Regions from separate parts of the Homo sapiens genome. Here region 2 is linked to region 1. Evidence: chromatin contacts called from ENCODE Hi-C data. All regions are on one chromosome and are shown on one strand. The core of a region is the stretch at or near the end of the contact, and the rest is flanking DNA. Distances in the headings are between cores, read along the strand shown.

Region 1 (3,552 bases), core at 320-2,819:
GGAGGTCGTACCACTGCACTCAGCCTGGCAACAGAGTGAGTCTCTGTCTCAAAAAAAAAAAAAAAGATTATAGTGGAGCTGAAAAATTCCTATCCCTTAGTGACGTCATAGCCATGATAATGTCCTGCACAACGCATTACTCAAGCTCATGTGCATATTGTGATGTTGGTGTAAACAAACCTACTGTGTTGCCAGTGGTATAAAAGTATAGCAGATACAATTATGTATATTCTATAATACTTGATAAGAAATGACTATGTTACTGGTTTATTTACTATACTTTTTATTGCTATTTTAGAGTATACTCCTACTTATTTCAAAAAAAGTTAACCATAAAACAGCCTGGGGCAGGTCCTCCAGGAGGTATTCCAGAAGAAGGTATTGTTATCATAGAGATGACAACTCCATGTGGGTTATTGCCCCGGAAGACTTTCCCAGTGGGGCAAGATGTGGAGATGAAGACAGTGATATTGACGATCCTGACACTGTGTAGTCCTAGGCTAATGTGTGCTTGTGTCTTCGTTTTTAACCAACAGTTTAAAAAGAAAAGAAAAGAATAAAAAAGCTTAAAGAATACAGATACAAAGAAAGAAAATATTTTTGAATGGCTGTACAGTGTGTTCTAAAGTTTATAAAGTTTATAAAGTAAAATAATTACAGTAAGCTAGGGTTGGTTTATTACCAGAGAAAGAATAAATATTTGAATAAATAAATATATTTTATTTATAGTGTAGCCTGACTGTACAGTGTTTGTAAAGTCTACATAGTGTACAGTAATGTCCTAGGCCTTCACATTCACTCACCACTCACTCCCTGACTCACCCAGAGCAACTTCCAGTCCTGCATGCTCCATTGAGGGTAAGTGCCCTATACAAGTATCATTTTTTATCTTTTATACCGTATTTTTAGTGTACCTTTCCTACGTTTAGGTACACAAATACCACCGTATTCTAGTTGCCTACAGTATTCAGTCCAGTAACATGCCATGTGGGTTTGTAGCCTAGGAGCAGTAGGCTAGACCATATAGCCTAGGTGTGTAGTAGGCTATACCATCTAGGCTTGTATAAGCACATTCCCTGATGTTCACAAGACAAAGTGATGCATTTCTCAGAATCTTGTTAAGTAACACATGGCTGTATTTGAGGTGCCAAATGAAGAAAGTATAAAAATATCCCTTTGTCATCATTTGAGATGAATTGAATAAACTACACTTTGGGGGGCAGGGTGGAGAAAAAGCATAATTGTTATCATTTAATCGTCACCTAGCATGATCTCTATAGCTAATCAAGCATTGAAAATTATCCTCTATATTTCATATTTAAATATGACCTGCTGAATTGAATATGGAGAGGTGTGATAAAATGCAGAATATCTCTCAAACCCTATCAGCTCCTAATACAACCCGAGGGGTAAACAGGACCTTTCAATGACTTGGCACCAGAAGGATTAGGCCAAAACACAAGTCTTTGGGATGAGAGCGGAGAGGTTGCGGGCCGCGGGGCGGGTCGGTGGGGAGGAGGGTGCGGGGGAAGGGGGAATCGAAGGCGCCATTGGAAACGTTGTAAAATGCTTGGAGCGCCCTCTGCTGGAATATATTGGTAAAACAGCAGTAGTGACGAAGCGCTCTGCCTCCAAGTTGGTAGAAATAGAAACCAAAAAAAGCGAATGAAATGGCTCTTTCTTAAAGTAAGCCTTGACACGAGGTTCAAACAACAGTAGCCTTTCTTCTAGAGTTTTATGTAAGATTTGTCACTTTTCCTTCTACCTTAAAATATCTGCCTTATACCAGGAAAAAGTATGAATTTGATTTCTTTTTCCTTTTCCTTTTTTTTTTTTTTTTGAGACGGAGTCTCGCTCTGTAGCCCAGGCTGGAGTGCAGTGGGGCGATCTCGGCTCACCGCAACCTCCGCCTCCCAGGTTCAAGTGATTCTCCTGCCTCAGCCTCCTGAGTAGCTGGGACTACAGGGGCGCACCACCATGCCCGGCAAATTTTTGTATTTTTGGTAGAGACGGGATTTCACTATGTTGGCCACACTGGTCTTGAACTCCTGACCTTATGATCTGCCCGCCTCGGCCTTCCAAAGTGCTGAGATTGCAGGCGTGAGCCACTGTGCCGGCCTATGAATTTGATTTCTTAATAGACACCTTAAGGGAGGCAACCTCAAGGAAGGGCATAACATCACTTTAGAACACTAAGGACTGAAAATTTCATTACAGCCCAGACTTTTATTCATTGCGTACCTTTTGAAAAGTCATTTAATTTATCTGTACTGTGTCTTTTTTTTTTTTTTTTTTTTAGATGGAGTCTCACTCTGTCACCCAGGCTGGAGTGCAGTGACACAATCTCAGCTCACTGCAAACTCTACCTCCCGGGTTCAAGCGTTTCTCCTGCCTCAGCCTCCCAAGTAGCTGGGATTACAGGCGTGCACCACCAAGCCCGGCTAATTTTGTATTTTTAGTAGAGACGGGGTTTCTCTATGTTGGTCAGGCTGGTCTCGAACTCCTGACCTCAGGTGAGCCACTCGCTTCGGTCTCCCAAAGTGCTGAGATTACAGGCGCGAGCCACGGCACCTAGTCTGTATTGTGTCTAAAATGAAGATGACAATAACAATCTCAAACACTTTGACAGCGGGAAGTTTCACAACAGATGTGAAACAAAATTCCTAAGTGCCACATGTCCTTCCCATAGCTAAAAATCCCAGAACTGGCCAGCAGCCATGTTCCCAGATGAACACCGTATTGAGTCCCAGTCACTGTGTCAGGCCTGAGAATATGGTTCTCATCCTCCCAGAACTCCCAATCCAACTGTCTGCTGGGGAAGACACTATAATAATGCAAATAACAGCAATAAAACACGGAAAGAAGAATGTATTGGAAGATTATAAGGACACATACTTTTCTAGATAATCAGAGAAGTCTTCAAAGAAAAGCTGTATTTGAGCTGGGTCTTAAATAAATAATGAGATACTTGCCAATACAATGCATATTTTTTTCCTTAAAATTGTTTAACTGTTATCAGTAGAAACTAAAAACAAAACAAAACAAAATGTGTTTTTTCAACATAATAAATAACAGAAAATTAGCCTAGTTCTAGTTTATTTCACTGGAAGTCTTAACAAACAACATACTGATGCAGTCATTGATTAAATAAACAAATCATAGCCAGGCACAGTGGCTCACACCTGTAATTCCAGCACTTTGGGAGGCCAAACAGGCAGATTGCACGAGCCCAGGAGTTAGAGACCAGTTTGGCAACATAGTGAAACTCTGTCTCTACTAAAAATACAAAAATTAGCTGAGTATGGTGGCATGCACCTGTGGTCCCAGCTACTCAGGAGGCTGAGGTGGGAGGATAACTTGAGCCTGGGAGGCAGAGGTTGCAGTGGCACAATCTTGGCTCACTGCACTTCAGTTTGGGTGACAGAGTGAGACCCTGTCCCTAATAATAATAATACAGATTTGACACTGATAATAATAATGAGTTCTGTTTTTGCTACCTTTTCAGAAAAACATATCTAAACATATCTGTGTTCTGTTAATGTGTTTTAGTGT
Region 2 (3,678 bases), core at 1,100-3,599, 240 kb after region 1:
TTTATCAAATTGTGTTTTTAAGACACAGCTCAATTTCAGAGCTGCTGAAATATCAAAAAGTACATATTAGAATTAATGAAATATGTATACTGCAGCATTCCCATCAGCCTAAAGAAACAGGCAATACAAATTGTTTGGAATTTTAGACCACGATACTTGCCAGCTTTGGCAAAAAGGATTGTGGTCTAAAGAAACAAATTAGGTTTGTTATCAAGGGCACTATAGATGAATGTAGCTTTTTATCCAAATCTGGTTTTCAAAAATTGGACTTTAAAGGTGTGTCTGTATGATCACTCAAATATAATTCAGGCATAAGTTGTTTTTATATTCATAATTTAGTAATCAATGTAAGTTATCTTAAATATTTCCTTCTTTAAAATCAAATCTACAATGAGGTAGATAGTCCTTTGGTGTCAGAGCATTTCCATGTAACAGCCTTTTAAGAAAACATGAGATGGTTTGGGGCAAGGGCATTACAAATGAAACTCAATTCAAACTGCTTAATTTAGACCTGGGTCACTGCAGAATATTTGTTCTATATCACTGAGTTTATTGAGAACATCCTATCTTTCAAATAGGACCCTTCTCTGCCTTAGATGCATTAAAAAAATCATCTCCGTGCAACTCTGAGGTGTTCCTAGGACTCATTTTATAGACAAGGAAACCATGGGTTAGTTCAAAGTCACACAGCTAGCACATGGCATATGGAGCTGAGATTTGTACTGGGCAGAGTCTTGGACTGACAAAGAGTGGTGAACTCCTAGTTCTATGACTTTCCTGGGTTCCGCTTTCCTCTTTTGTGAAATGAAAAGATAAGACCTGCTTTCTAGCCGAGAAATGCGATGACTCTAAATCTGAAATTGAGTCAGCAGCTGAGGAGGGTGTACTCACGGGGATGGGCAGAGCAGTGGCAGTGCTCAAAAGGCCAGCCAAGATGAGAAATTTCATTCTAAAGGTCGAGCCTGGAATTGAAGGGGTAGGAGATCATTTCGAGTTTTTTTCTATGTAAGTCCTATTCCTATTTAGAGGTGTTGAAATAGTGGTCAAGATAAATCCTGCCTCCAAACATAGGTTTTGTAAGCCTACAAGAGTGTTTTTAAAAGCTTTGAATTCCTTAGACAAGACATGCACTGTTTAGCTCCCAACATAGCCCATTACTTTCTACTTTCTTATAAAGTTACAGTTCGGCCTATACACTGTACATGTTTGGTCCCTGAAGTTGCGTTTGTGATCTCTACACACAAATCTTTTTTTTTTTTTTTTTTTTTTTTGAGACAGGGTCTTGCTCTGTCACTCAGGCTGGAGTGCAGTGGCACAATCATAGCCTCCTGTACCCTCGAACTGCTGGGCTCAAGTGATCCTTCTGCCTCAGTCTCCCAAGGAGCTAGGACTACAGGTGTGCACCACCACACTTGGCTAATTTTAAAAAAATTTTCTTAGAGATGGGGTCTTGCTATGTTGCCCCCCTGTTGCAAGGATGGTCTTGAACTTCTGGCCTCAATCAACCTTCCCACCACAGCCTTCCAAAGTGCTGGGATTACAGGTGTGAGCCACTGTGCTCAATTCTACTCACAAATCTTTAAACACCAGTGTTACATCATGCTTATTATTAGTAATTGATCACTACTGGCTAAAATGAGAGGAAAGTTTTTATGTAATACACAAATAAATCCACCTGAAGCTTGTACCTCTGTGAGACTTACCAGGCCTTCATATAGTCTGGTTGCTGTTATTGCCAGTTATAGTTCTCGGGAAGGAAATTGTATGGGAAAAATTTTGTAAGATGTAATGGGTTGGTAGAAAATCAGCACAATATGAGTAAATTCAGATTCAATAAAGGAAATCAACTGGCCTTTTATTGGTCCATTGGTTCTGAAAGGAGACATTTTTATGTTTTAAAAATCGCACTTAATTCAAATTAACTTACCTTGTGAGTTTCAAACCAAATCACTGTATTCTGGAATTGGATTTTGAAAGAAAAACAACTTTATCATGTTATTATTAAGACTTATCTCCAGCATTTGAGGCAAGTTATATCTATAAATCACACTTCATCTGTTATATATATCTAAAACCCAACTCTGATTTCAATCTTAGTGCTACTTTGCCTGAATTTAGGCAACTTATTTCCCTTTTCCTTTTTCATGTTTTTTCTTTGTATTTTTCTTCTTTCTGGATTCAAACACTAATTTCTTTCTTCTTATTAGAAGTGGACCTGTTAGAAATCATTAAATTACCCAATACAAGAATATGTTACATTCTTTTATCTAGTGCATTAGAATCAGTCCAAATTATACTATATATCTCTTCAATTACCTTTGCTTCAGTGGCCCTTGGAGCAACAAATTCAAGGAGCAGTGTGATCACCTAGAATCTCTATGCCCATCTAGTATTTAAGCCATGTTACTAATGCCTTTATGGTTATGGGCAATATGAGTCACAAAATTCAAAGCTAAACTGAATAATTGCTTTCACACCAGGAGCTCCAACTTCCAAAATATCTCAATTACACAGAGGTAGACTTACAGACTGATTACTGAGAAAATAACTGAGAAAATAATCTCTTAGGTTGGGATTAGAGTATGTCTTTATCACAAACAACCCACAATTAAAAATTGTGACCACCAAGAATATTAACGTGCCTCTATAATAGATGAGCTAGCTGTACATGTAAGAGCCTTAAATGATACAGAAATTTAAGGTTTGAGATTTTCTCTTATTAAATATTTTTCATTTCAAAATGAATATTATTTTCAAACAAAATTTTTTAGTAGATATTGAGGTGGTTTCCTTACCTTGGTGTTAAAATCACTTTTCACTATTCTAAAATATTTTTGAAAGTTGTCTGAGGGTAAAAGATAATTTAGGCCTAATTAATACCTCTGAATACAACTTCACTGTTCCCAGCAACCTAGTTTGTAATTAGCTAAGACCTTTTCAGCTTCATATAAAAACGTTCTGAAATTTGGAATAGTTCCTAAAATTATTTCTGTAGTTGGAAAAAGTTACAAATAATACTTAATTCGATTTTGATTAATCAAATTGAACTTAATTTTTTAGAAAGGACATAGTATGATATGGTTCTAGTTAAGGTAATTGGCCAGGTGTGGTGGCTCACGCCTGTAATCCCAGCACTTTGGGAGGCCGAGGTGGGCGGATCACGAGGTCAGGAGTTCGAGACCAGCCTGACCAACATGGTGAAACCTCGTCTCTACTAAAAATACAAAAATTAGCTGGGCGTGGTGGCGCACGCCTGTAATCCCAGCTACTGAGGAGGTTGAGGCAGGAGAATCTCTTGAACCCAGGAGGCAGAGGTTGCAGTGAGCTGAGATTGTGCCACTGCACTCCAGCCTGGGTGACAGAGCAAGACTCCATCTCAAAAAAAAAAAAAAAAAGAATAAGTAATTTATTGAGCTATGAAAGAGATAACGAATGAAATTTTGAAATACTCAGAGAAGATTATTCTGATAAAAAAATAAACTATTCTGTAAATATCTTTCAGATAAAATTCCTAGGGGCATGTTCTCTCAGTGACTATCACAGATAAGGTTTGTAACAACAACAACAACAACAACACATTTTTGATTATTTGAAAAAATAGTAAAAGATAATTGTATTGATATCTTTCATTTCAGCTAGAAAAATATGTAAAAAACCATTTTCTTTCAAATAGTCAAA

What was found. Hi-C counts contacts between places; a loop is a spot of excess contacts on that map. Pooled maps may share reads with other maps.
Region 2: a loop to region 1 is called in a map of GM12878, with 3 times the contacts of the local background. The contact joins the promoter of SCPPPQ1 here to the enhancer-like site in region 1. A Hi-C loop is called at or near these places in 4 of 168 maps with a recorded cell type or tissue (CD4-positive, alpha-beta memory T cell, GM12878 and naive thymus-derived CD4-positive, alpha-beta T cell), 9 of 37 single-sample maps with no recorded cell type and 14 of 50 pooled maps.

The regions. Positions count from the first base shown.
Region 1 is chr4:87,234,387-87,237,938 of GRCh38, forward strand. It overlaps a transcript of KLHL8 not described here. Among named protein-coding and RNA genes, the nearest start is that of KLHL8, 16 kb to the left of the region's middle. RefSeq lists enhancers at 1,327-1,436, 1,411-1,705 and a silencer at 1,527-1,626. Within about 2 kb of position 1,570, at least 12 of the 41 ENCODE cell types and tissues checked have a DNase peak (open chromatin) inside an H3K27ac peak, as active enhancers do.
Region 2 is chr4:87,468,701-87,472,378 of GRCh38, forward strand. It overlaps SCPPPQ1 (secretory calcium-binding phosphoprotein proline-glutamine rich 1), which reads right to left and starts at 2,350. Exons shown (of 10, transcript NM_001405228.1): 1 at 2,317-2,350; 2 at 1,928-1,957; 3 at 892-962. The coding sequence starts at 948.